Linked DNA regions of Mus musculus: region 1 is linked to region 2. A link is a loop called in an ENCODE intact Hi-C map of the cell type or tissue named here. Cell type or tissue: gastrocnemius. All regions are shown on one strand. Each heading gives the region's core, and the rest is flanking DNA. Links, peaks and the distances in the headings are about the cores only. Region 1 overlaps Ttll7 (tubulin tyrosine ligase-like family, member 7). Region 2 holds the start of Prkacb (protein kinase, cAMP dependent, catalytic, beta).

Region 1 (5,382 bases), core at 200-5,199, 83 kb before region 2:
CTACAGGGAAGTGGAGGCAGTAGGATTACTGGGAGTACCCACAGCCCATCTCCAGGTTCAGTGAGAGATATTGTCTGCAGGAGGTGAGGCAGAGAGTGACAGAGGAGGATACAGTTTCCCACTCTGGTCTGCAGGAGCACGCACCTGCAGACACAAGTATATACACATCACAGCACAACTTCCCCTCACCTTCCTCTTCCCTTCCCCTTCCCCACGCCCTCCCCCCCCCATTCCTTTCGCCTTTCCTCTCTTTCCTGTGTATGCACACAAACGTGGCATTACCACCATGAGACAGGAAATAATGTAATTTCCAACTGCATTTGCTTAGTGTTCGTTAATCTTGCAACTAGATAATCTCAATGCAAAGAAGGGACAATATTGACTAATTTATTATTTTGATTTTTTAAAAAAATAAAGTTTGCATTAATGTTGTAATTTTTGCATTAGCGCCTTTACAATCATTTATTATATTTAACAATGACCTGAAATTAGGCTGAGTTAAGGCTTTTACTAGGCCAATAATCTTTAAAACAACCCATGTGGTAGCTTTCTTTTACATATGTGACTATGTATCTTACGTATCTCACCTACTTAAAAATTATTAGTTTTGATGTTTAAGCTAGATGTAAAATTATATGAATAATTACAATTAAAAACATACACATGAATAATGTCAATATTTAATCTTTAATTATATGCATGGTTCTATGATTGTTTTCTAGTGAATACTCCTTTCTTTCAAAATTACACAAATGTCACTCTACATTCTCAAGCCAAAAAAAAGAGAAAACCCAAACTAAATCTACCCAACAGATATATATACTGCATAAAAATTCTACAGTTTTTTCCCCAACAAAACAGTTGAGCTCCTGTTACCAGGTTTTCCCTGGAAGGATGACTATTCTAGTTCCTGACCTTGGAGATGTGTGCATAAATAATCCTGATGAGTGTGAGTACAGGTGTCTAGGAGCATGCCTGCGGGCATCTAGGATAGCACTTGAAAAGTGTGGTGTTTACGAGCCACTAAACACACAGGATACAATGCAACAAATGACTTCCGTGAGGCTTAACCAGAAACTGAACAGGTATCAATCATTTTGTTTCTAAAGAGCCATCAGATTCTAATAAAAAGGGGAAGCCCCACTAGGAGCTGTTATGACTCTGCAAGAAGTCACCTCTCTGGGCCTCAGTGGCCTCCTGTGCAAAGTGAAAGGCTAGAACCAGGGAACCTCAAGACCCCTCCAGCTCAGGTCTCTCTCCCAGCTGATGAGCACTCAGGTGAATAAAACCTCACACAACAGAGCACCACCACAGTATAAGCTTGACCAGGTCTTCTCTATTAGAAGAAAATGAAGATTACTTCGTCATATTTCTTGCTAAGAAATCCTTCCTACAGATCTCTCCCATTCCTGGAAAATGGTTGATTCTCTGAAAAATAAAAAGGTAAATATTAACATTTAATGAATCAATGAATAGACTTGTATACTGCAACACATCACAAAATATCTGAGACTTATGTTCTAATAAATTGGAAATTATTAATGTAAAGGATTTAAAATTAGATGGCTAGTGACTTATGAAATTAAAAAATATGATAATCAGTGAATAAAACTATAAAATTTTTATCAAATCTGGAAAAGACATTACAAAGATAATAAAGTTCTAATGTTCTGTGTTGGATAGGTGACAATTTAATATCCAAATTGCTTTTGGAATAATAGAATACAGGCATTGATAACATGGGACTTAAAATATTTACTCCATCTGGTCTACTATGTATTCTTAGAATCTAAGCAATGAAGAAGATGAGGGGAGGGAGGAAGAGGAGAGAGGGAGAAAGGAAGGGGAGGAAAGGAGAGGAGGAGGGAGGGAAGGGAATGAAGGGGAGGGGGAAGGAGGGGAGAGGAAGGAAAGGGGAGGGAAGGAAGGAGAGAAGGAGGGAGGAAGGGAGGGAGGAAAGGAGGGAAGGAGAGAGGGAGGGAGGGAGGAGGAGAGAGGAAGGGGAAGAAGGGAGGGAGGGTAAGTAGCAAACATCGATTGCTTTGGATCCCTTGTAGGTTTTTCAATTTGCTTTCCATTTCTTCTAAACACATTTGTACTGCACTATAGATGTAAAAGTCAGACTAATGGAGCTGAAGCTATAAGGTCTTTGTCCACTAAGACAATCCATTCCCTGTCACTCATCTTAAGGTGTACATAACTCAAAGCATCAACTTAGAATTTTTCCCTGTTGATCCATCTTTAAAGAAAAAAGCTAAAGGTTGAGTTTGGAAATGACACGGGCTTAATGCAAAGAGTCAGCACAGCCAGCGAGCAACGAGACAGGCGGCCCAGGGAACTCAGAACTGAAAGCTAATATGTGGACAGATTAAGAAGCTAAATAAAACCATGACGGAAGTGGTGGAAGTGGTGTGACTTTCTCCCCGATGCTGACTGTCAGTCCCCACCTGGTAGTTCTGCAGGTCTGTAATCTTCTCCTGCTGAACAGCAGCATCACACCAGATAAGATTGCTTGTCTCATCTTCATCAGGAGTTTTCATAAATCCCATCTCATCTATTACTAAACGAACTGAAAAGAGACGATTACATCAAACCTGAGCCAGAACACCTTAAAGACATTCACAATGGAAATGCACATGCGTATACCCACAGTGTTCCAGGTGCAGACTGGCCCCACTCCTTATAGCATAAGCTCATTACCAGTGACGGCACTTTTACCAAATTGCTCTCCACAGAAGCTGGGAACTGAATTAGGTTGCACCAAAAAGCCTTAGTCATAGTCCTGCGCAATTTCCCAAAACACAGCACTTGCAGAGGGTTTAGAGAGTGACTTTAGTACAGTAAAAACACAGAGACAGCTGATATAACTCTACACAGGTACATTCACCCTCAGGGCTTCCCCAACACCTGGGACTGGGTATAAAATTGGAAAGGTAAAAATACCCTTGACCATCAGATCTGCCCTGTGCCTTTCACCCTTCCTGTCAACAAGTCAGCTCTGTTTCCTCAGAGTAGGAAGCACTGAAACAGAATTCACAGGGGACTTGGAGATTGGATCTCTACTGCCCCAACCCTGAGATCCCACTGAAAAAAAGATTACTCTTGGGGTATCCTTTTGAGCACAAAACACATGTGCTCCTCTTAGGCCTAGATGTTACAGTTAGTATACTGGCATTTTTCTTTCAACAAGTTTTGAGTTTAAATTTAAGACGAGTGATACAGTTGGGGTAGCATTTGAGTGAGTGCCAGTGAATTCTGAGTTCTAAAAGAAAAGTATATCTACATGCCAGTGCTTACAAGTTCCATTATTTAATGTTTCCTTTATACCATGATCCGCTAATATTTGAGAAGAGATGGGAATTGTGTGGCTGACTTTGATCAGGTGTAAAACTGATAATCAGGCACAGCTGATCTCAAATCCTAGGGGCTCTTGGCTATTTGTTAGATAAACAACTGGTTTTATATGCAGTGAGGCCTGGAATATACTTAAAGAAGCCCTGAGACCATCTGTGGTGGTTTGAACATTCTTGGCCCATAGGAAGTGGCACTGTTAGGAGGTGTGGCCTTATTGGAGGAAGTACATCACTGTGGGGGTGGGCTTTGAGGCTCCTATGCCCAGACTCGTCCCAGTCCTCCTAGCTGCCTACAGAAAGAGTCTCCTTCTGCCTGTCTTTGGATCAAGATGTAGAATTCTTGGCTCCTCCAGCACCATGTCTTCCTGCAGGCTGCCACACTTCCCACCATAATGATAATGGACTGAACATCTGAAACTGTAAGCCAGCTCCACTTAAATGTTTGCCTTTATAAGAGTTGTCTTGGTGATGGTGTCTCTTCACAGCCATGGAAATCCTAACTAAGACACCATCTACATGAGTTCAGGGAGCTGCTTTCTAAGAGCAGCAGGATGAAGCTTGGGGCTATATTGATATCCTGTTTCTTCAAGTACATACACAAGGCGTTCATGTCATGATGGCCTCCTCAGGGCTCCGCTGTCTGTGTGCCATTTGGACACATATAAAGCATGAAAGCTGTAGCAACGGGGCCTGCAAGATTCCTCCTCTACCAGGCTCACAGCAGACAGGAGCAACAGGGACAGAAATCTACACATGAGTAACACTAACACATCTGAGCTTCAGGCATAAGTGGTGACCCCCCAGTGACAAGACAAGGAGAGAGTCAGGCAGTGATGGGGGCAGCTCAGCTGACTACTTAAGTCTAAGATCTTCGAGTATCCACCCACTAGTCAGGCCAACACTTTCAGATTACATAAAGATAGTTGAAAAGATATACTCTATATTCACAAATCTTTATATGATCAGATGTATCTAAATCTTTTCATGATGTACTTCAAAGCTCAGATAGCTAGTACTTTTAAACATGACAGAAAAATCCTGAGTTGTGCACCAGACCTGCAGCTTTGCTCTTAAGAGAAAGTCAAGTTAATTGCATGCATTTCTTTGTTTGAACTGACAATTTAGAAATCTATTAGCATCTTTTAAAAGCAGATCATCCCCCACTGCATGGGAAAAGAATTCTTCTAATCTGTCAGAAATTTTATAGAAGTAATTTGAAAATCCATTACGTAAAACTATTTGTCTCTCCAGAACCCTACACTGCTTTTAATGCCAAGGCAGTCTTTCCAGAAATTATGAAAAGTGCAGAATTCTGAAGAAACTCACCAATTTCAAACTTTGTTCCGGCAACATTAGCTGTAATAATTCCCTTCTTCTTCTTTTTTCTCACTTTCCTTTTCATTGTGCATTGGTAAGGTAATTCTGTACCCAGATCCACAGGAGATGATCCCTGAATAACTTTAAAAAGAAATATGAAATGAACAGCCGTCACTAAAATACATTGTGACCCGAAATATATATGCTGCGTCTAGCAGGTTAAAGCTACGAACGGTGACACTTCCAGAGCTTGAATATCATATTTTCTAAACATACTCTAGTACGGTTCGGCCAGTCCACTTACCCCCATCTTGAGGCAGAGATGGCATGGTAACGTATACCAAGCAAGCAAGAAGCCTGCCTGTAGTGCCAAGCGCTCGGGAAAGCTGGAAGTTCCGAGTTCATCTAAGTAGAATATGGCCCCAAGTCACAGGAAGATCCTATCACATTATCTGGGTCAAAGTCTTGGATTTCACGACACAAGTTTTGGGCTGGGATGCTACCTAGAAAGGTTGAAAATAAAGTTATTTAAGGCAGAATTTCATGATGTTTCTCGTGCCAACACCATTCTCGTGAGAAACAACATAATTGCAAAAGACAATTTATCCCATAAAAACAGTTTGTGTGGCTCTATTATTAACCCATATAGAAAATGCCAAATTGTGGCTTTGCAGCCTGAAAGTAAACAGTCTAGGTCATTGTCTTTTAATCA
Region 2 (5,382 bases), core at 106-5,105:
GGGAGGCAACAGGAGTATTCTAAGGGGTCTAGGAAGGTCCTTCCCAGACAAAGTCGATAACATTTGGAGTGTATGTGATTTTTAGTAGACTTTTAACGTATACAAAACTCACATTCACAAAGCTAAAACTGGAAAAGGGTGTGATATCACTGGGTGCTGACAAAACCTCATATTCTGTGGTCTACTTGTTTTCTTTTCTCCACCACTCACGCCCCCGTCTCTCTTTGAGACAGAGTCTGTGTAACCCTGGCTACCCTGGAGCTCACTATGTGGACAAGGCTGACCTTGAACTCAGAGATCCACCTGTCTCTGCTTCCTCACTCTGGGATTATCGGTATGGGCCCAGTGTTCCCTTAGTATTGGTATTCTGTTTGTATTTAGTGGAAACTTAGGAAACAATATACCCAACATTCTCACGGACTAAACTAATTGTCTATCTTTCCAATTCAGTGACATTTCATATGGAGGGGATGCAATTCACCACAACACAGATGTCTGTCTGACTTACAGTAGAAACAAAAGCCACACCTTTTCCCATTAATTTATTCATTTTACATCCTGATTGCTCCCCCATCCCAGTCTCCTCTCACACAGTCCCTCTGCCCATCCCCTCCCCTTCACATCTCAGAGGGTGAGCCCCCCCCAGTATCCTCCCCACTCCCCTCCCCCGACCCTGGCACATCAAGTCTCTGTAGGGTCAGGTGTATCCTCTCCCACTGAGGTCAGACAAGGCATCCTAGTTAGGGAAACAGGATCCACAAACAGGCAATAGATTTAGGGACAGCCCCCTTTCCAGTTGTTGGGGGACCCACATGAAGATTGAGCCCATACTTGGAGCCCAGCTGCTTATCAGAGAGACAGAACACTTCTATCTGTCTTAATTAGGGTTTTATTACTGTGAAGAGACACTATGACCAAGGCAACTTTTATAAAGGACACTTAATTAGGGCTGGCTTACAATCTTAGAGGTTTAGTCCAATATCATCATAGTGGGAAGCATGGTAGCACGCAGGCAGAAAAGGTGACGGAGCTGAGAGCTCTACATCTTGATTCAGAGGCAGCAAGGAGGGACTGTGTCACTGACCTTAGCTTGAGCATAGGAAACCTCAAAGCCCACCCCCACAAGGCCACACTTCCTCCAAGGCTCCACTTCCTAATAGAGCCACTCCCTATGGCCAAGCATTCAAACACACGAGTCTATGGATGTGATGCCTATTCAAACCACCACACTATCCCACTTCAGTTTTTGTGGGGGGTTCTTTGGTTGTATCTAGGAATCCAAAACGCCAGAGCTGATTAGCCAGAGAAACAGGTAAATTATCAATTTTACAAGTACTTGAAGATCTTCACAAATAGTAAAGTCTGAAGAAGTGACTGATACAGTATATATATATCGATGATAGTGCACTAAGTTCCTGGCATAGTCTGAAGAGATATATATGTAGGGGTATGTTTGAGAGTTATGTCACAGTTTATTCCAGTTCGTGGTATCCCCCAATTAATAGTATCTGGTGACTAAGGTTATTTTCTTATCTTGGTATGTAAAGGACATTTTCCCCACACAATATGGCTTGTTGAAATGAAAGAGCACCAATGGTCTATTCTGAAGTTATAACCTTTCAATTGATTTTAAATAGAAATAATAAATATACCATTCTGGCGCTTTTTGAGATGGTATGGCTTTACCTTCTTCATTTCAAGGTCTTCTAATTAGCTTTGGATAAGTCCTTTAATGTCTCTGTGCCTCTGTGGATCTTAAGTAAAACAATGATAGTCTTGCCACATTTGCATAGGGACTTTATGAGGAAACTAATTACTATTTGTACAACACTTAGAACGCAGTATACTTGGTGTACATGCTTGGTAATTTAACATAATTGCCAATAATAGAAGTATGAATCTGTTTAGAATCTTCCACTCACCGCTACTTTTTTTCCCCAATAACAAAACTTTTAAAATGTTCTGGGAAATCTCCTTAGCAGCCAACAACCATCCGTTCATTACGCGCCAACTGTGGTTTGTGCTGCAGACACAAAATAAACTTACATGGTCTCTGCCCTTCCAGAAGTTAATCTTTCTGTTCTAAATTTGGAATGCTTTTTTTTTAGATAGCAAAAGCTCAAAAAAAAAAAAAAAAAAAAAAAAACCAGAACAAAAACTACCAGAGGGCTAGGTGATTAATTTCTAATAACCTCACGGAAAAGCTCAAGTACTCTCAGATGCATGGAAGCGCAACAATCAATTGGGAATGCGTTTATTTTGAAATTTGTGACTGTGTTGATGCACATAACGTACTTGTGTAAAACAGGCAACACATTCCCATATCTCTCCTTAGAAAGCCTGACAGAATTTGTGAGGGCAATCAGGTGAGACCATGAAGAAGGAACTCGGGAAGGGATAAGCTGTCAAGAATGTTGGTGATTGACCTGGTGTGTTGGGAGAATACCTAGAAGAGCGAAGGGAAGAAGTTCCAATGACAGCTGGGAGCTGAGAAAAGACATTCCTGGCCAACGCTGACCTCAGGGTCAGCAGGGTCGGCAGGACGCGGAGGGGCGCACGCACGTCCCTGCAGCCACGCAGGAAGATCAAGCGAGAGCAACCACGGCGTGCGGAACGCGGGCCACACGGATGCGGGAGCAGGCCGAGCCCTGGCACTGTGCCCCCCGCCCGGCTCTGGGGCACCGGATGCCAGGCCGAGGAAGGATCTGGGGTGCTTCCAAACTAACGGTCCCCACGTCCCTCGCTACTTCGAGCTTAGCCTCCGCGGCCAAGCCCAGCATCCACGCAACAAGCAATAAGTTACCGCTACAACCCTGCACAGAGGGGCTCCCGCCCGCCGGGGGGCTTGACCGCGTCACTTCCGGCGCGCCCGCCCGGAAAGAGGCGGAGGTCGCAGTCCGGGTGTGCGGCTCCTGGGGACGCGCCGTGTCGGGGACGCGCGTGGAGGGCGGGCTCGGGAAGGGGGAGTGTCCGCGCGCCGCCGCTGCCGCCGCCGCCACCGCCGCCACCGCCGCCACCGCCACGGTCCCGGTCTCTGCCGGAGAGCTCTCAGCATCTCTCCCGGACACCCAGCCCCTCCGTGCAGCCGGACGCCGCGCTCTAGGGTCTGCGGGAGCCTAGCCAAAGCCTAGCCAAAGTTGCTGCCGACTGCGGGGCGGGCGGCGGGACGGCCCCGGTCCCCTCCCCTCCGTCATCCCTGCTTGCGGACTCCCGGGTCATGGGGAACACTGCGATCGCCAAGAAAGGCAGCGAAGTGGAGAGCGGTGAGTCGAGTCGAAGGCCCTGGCTGGGTTCCCGCCGGATGGGCCGCCGCGCGGTGCAGCGCCCTGGGCCGGTGTCCCCCCCAAGGCCGCGCGCGAGCCACGGGCCGGGCCTTGCAGTGGCCGCGGGGGCCGGCCGCCTCCTCCTCTGTCCCCTCCCCCACGAAGGCTCGGGGGTGAGGGCCAAGCCCCGGGGCTCACTGGAGAGAGGGAAGGCGGGCAGCGAGGTCCCTGTGATCCCCTTTCTTACTAGAGCGAGGAGGGCTGCCACGGTCTGGAACGCGTCCCCAAATATGGTCCTTTTGTGATCGCACCCTTAGCTCTTCTTTCTCCCAGAGCCCCCAACACCCAGACCCTCCTTTAAGGGAGCCACAGGTAGTACGTTTGGGTTGACTTGGCTTTTTCTCCTTCTCCTGGATGTATATCAGTTTTCTCACAAGGTGAGTGTCCGTGAGGGTCTCCAAAGGTGACGTTAACCCTTAGTGTCTAAGGCTCTTTCTTTCACCCAAGAGATTAGAGATGGCAGACATAAATACAAGCAGCAACTTTATCCATTCGAGGAAAAATAAGTGAGACAGCGTTGCGTTTACTCTAGACATCCAGGAATGTTCCAGGATGCCTGTAAAACTTAGAGGCATTTCAGAGTTGAAGTGCTTTCTTCCGAGAGCTGAAAGTTCAGACGTTCAGTACTGTGTACAAAATTTCAAGACAAAAGGGTCGTGGGAATTGAGTTTCTGTGTAGCAACTTGGTTTTATATGTAAGCATACACATATATGCGTGTTGTGTAACAGGCTGTGAGAAAATTGTGTGCCATTATTCGGCTCATATTATAATTTATAATTCACAATAATTAGAGAACGGTCCCTGACTTTTGTTACATTGCCATAGGTTAATGACATCTCAGTCCTTGAAGTAAGTCTGACAATTTGTTCGTGTTACTGTAAGTAACGTCTTCCATTGTGTCTGTGTTTATAACAGAAGAATGAAGCCAATCTTGTAATTAGCTTGAAGCAAACAGCTTTTGATTCTCATGAACAAAGCAGAGTTGAGTTGACAGAAGAGAGTCTAGCTATTGCTTTTGTGGAATGTAAACAACAGTCAGATTTAACGGGTTATGTTTCATCAATAAGGTTCGTTCCAGGGCATGGAACAGCAGGGCAAACTGTTGGTGAGCATGTGACAACTTGAAAAGCCGATGTAGAATTAGGACTTCCTTGTTATCTTAGTAATTGTGCAAATGTAGTAACTAATTGTACAGACTCACAAAAAATGAAGTATGACAAAATACTATATCCATGTAACATTGCTTTTCCCCTATTTCTCTTGTACAATGTATGCTAATTGTGTTATGAAAATATGCTTGATAGTTGGATCAGCCCAGTAATTTTCTTAGCAAGTGCTATCTTGCACAGTTCTTATATTTTTAATGATAGTCCACTCTCCAGCAGTCTATACACTTCCCCTAGACGATATGCATTTAAACTAGCAGCTATGACAAAGTCTTGTGTGAACTTATTTATAGAAACTGAAGAACATTAGAATCATTTGAAAAATATTGTGAAGTGTCGAAAGAAGACAGCAGATGTCCCATGGGATATAGGAGACGGTCATGGCTCAGCTCTCAGGGCTCACAGGGGGAAGTGTCAGCCAGGTGTGCTGGTGCTCTTCTGTAGCAAAGAAGTGGTACAATGTCATAAAACGTAATGACAGAACATGGCTTACCACTCTGTCCCCAACTCTTCTGTGTACTTTTCAGATGAATTATTCCTGAAAATTTGTGGCTCATATTTTAAATGTAATCATTTAAATTTCTCTTGATACACAGAATACACTTTAAGAGATACACTTAAGAGTTTAGTCTACGAAATCATCCTAACTCAAGACCCAACCAAGTGCCAGACCTGAAGAAACAAGAATTGAGATCATGTTATCAACGAGAGAGTAAAGAACAGCTCTGAGGCTCTGACTACCTCTGCATCACTAATTAATCTGTCCTCTCTCAGAGTAGCTACCACCTGCTTGGGTTTCCTCGTAGACCTGTGGACAAGATCCTAAAGTGTCACTTACTGTGTAGCATCAGGTGAAAGGCAGAGTGTCAGTGCTGGAGCTGAGAGTAAATTA

Evidence for each region. Peaks named below come from ENCODE experiments on the same cell type or tissue, not always from the same donor. Only the 100,000 strongest peaks of a DNase experiment are listed, where the experiment ranks them.
Region 1: a loop joins it to region 2, with 5 times the contacts of the local background. A loop is called at or near these places in 4 of 42 quality-filtered maps.

Annotation. Positions count from the first base shown.
Region 1 is chr3:146,893,793-146,899,174 of GRCm38, reverse strand. It overlaps Ttll7 (tubulin tyrosine ligase-like family, member 7), which reads right to left. Exons shown (of 21, transcript NM_001357217.1): 2 at 4,975-5,173; 3 at 4,680-4,811; 4 at 2,448-2,569; 5 at 1,361-1,428. The coding sequence starts at 4,999. Among named protein-coding and RNA genes, the nearest start is that of Ttll7, 44 kb to the right of the region's middle. In gastrocnemius, for the core only: no CTCF peak of the experiment used is centred there; no DNase peak of the experiment used is centred there; H3K4me3 peaks cover 1,618 bases; H3K27ac peaks cover 4,082 bases.
Region 2 is chr3:146,810,519-146,815,900 of GRCm38, reverse strand. It overlaps Prkacb (protein kinase, cAMP dependent, catalytic, beta), which reads left to right and starts at 2,955. Exons shown (of 10, transcript NM_011100.4): 1 at 2,955-3,263. The coding sequence starts at 3,218. LOC115486180 (a long non-coding RNA gene) reads left to right here and starts at 3,271. Exons shown (of 2, transcript XR_003954577.1): 1 at 3,271-3,700. In gastrocnemius, for the core only: no CTCF peak of the experiment used is centred there; a DNase peak (open chromatin) is centred at 2,853; H3K4me3 peaks cover 2,649 bases; H3K27ac peaks cover 2,613 bases.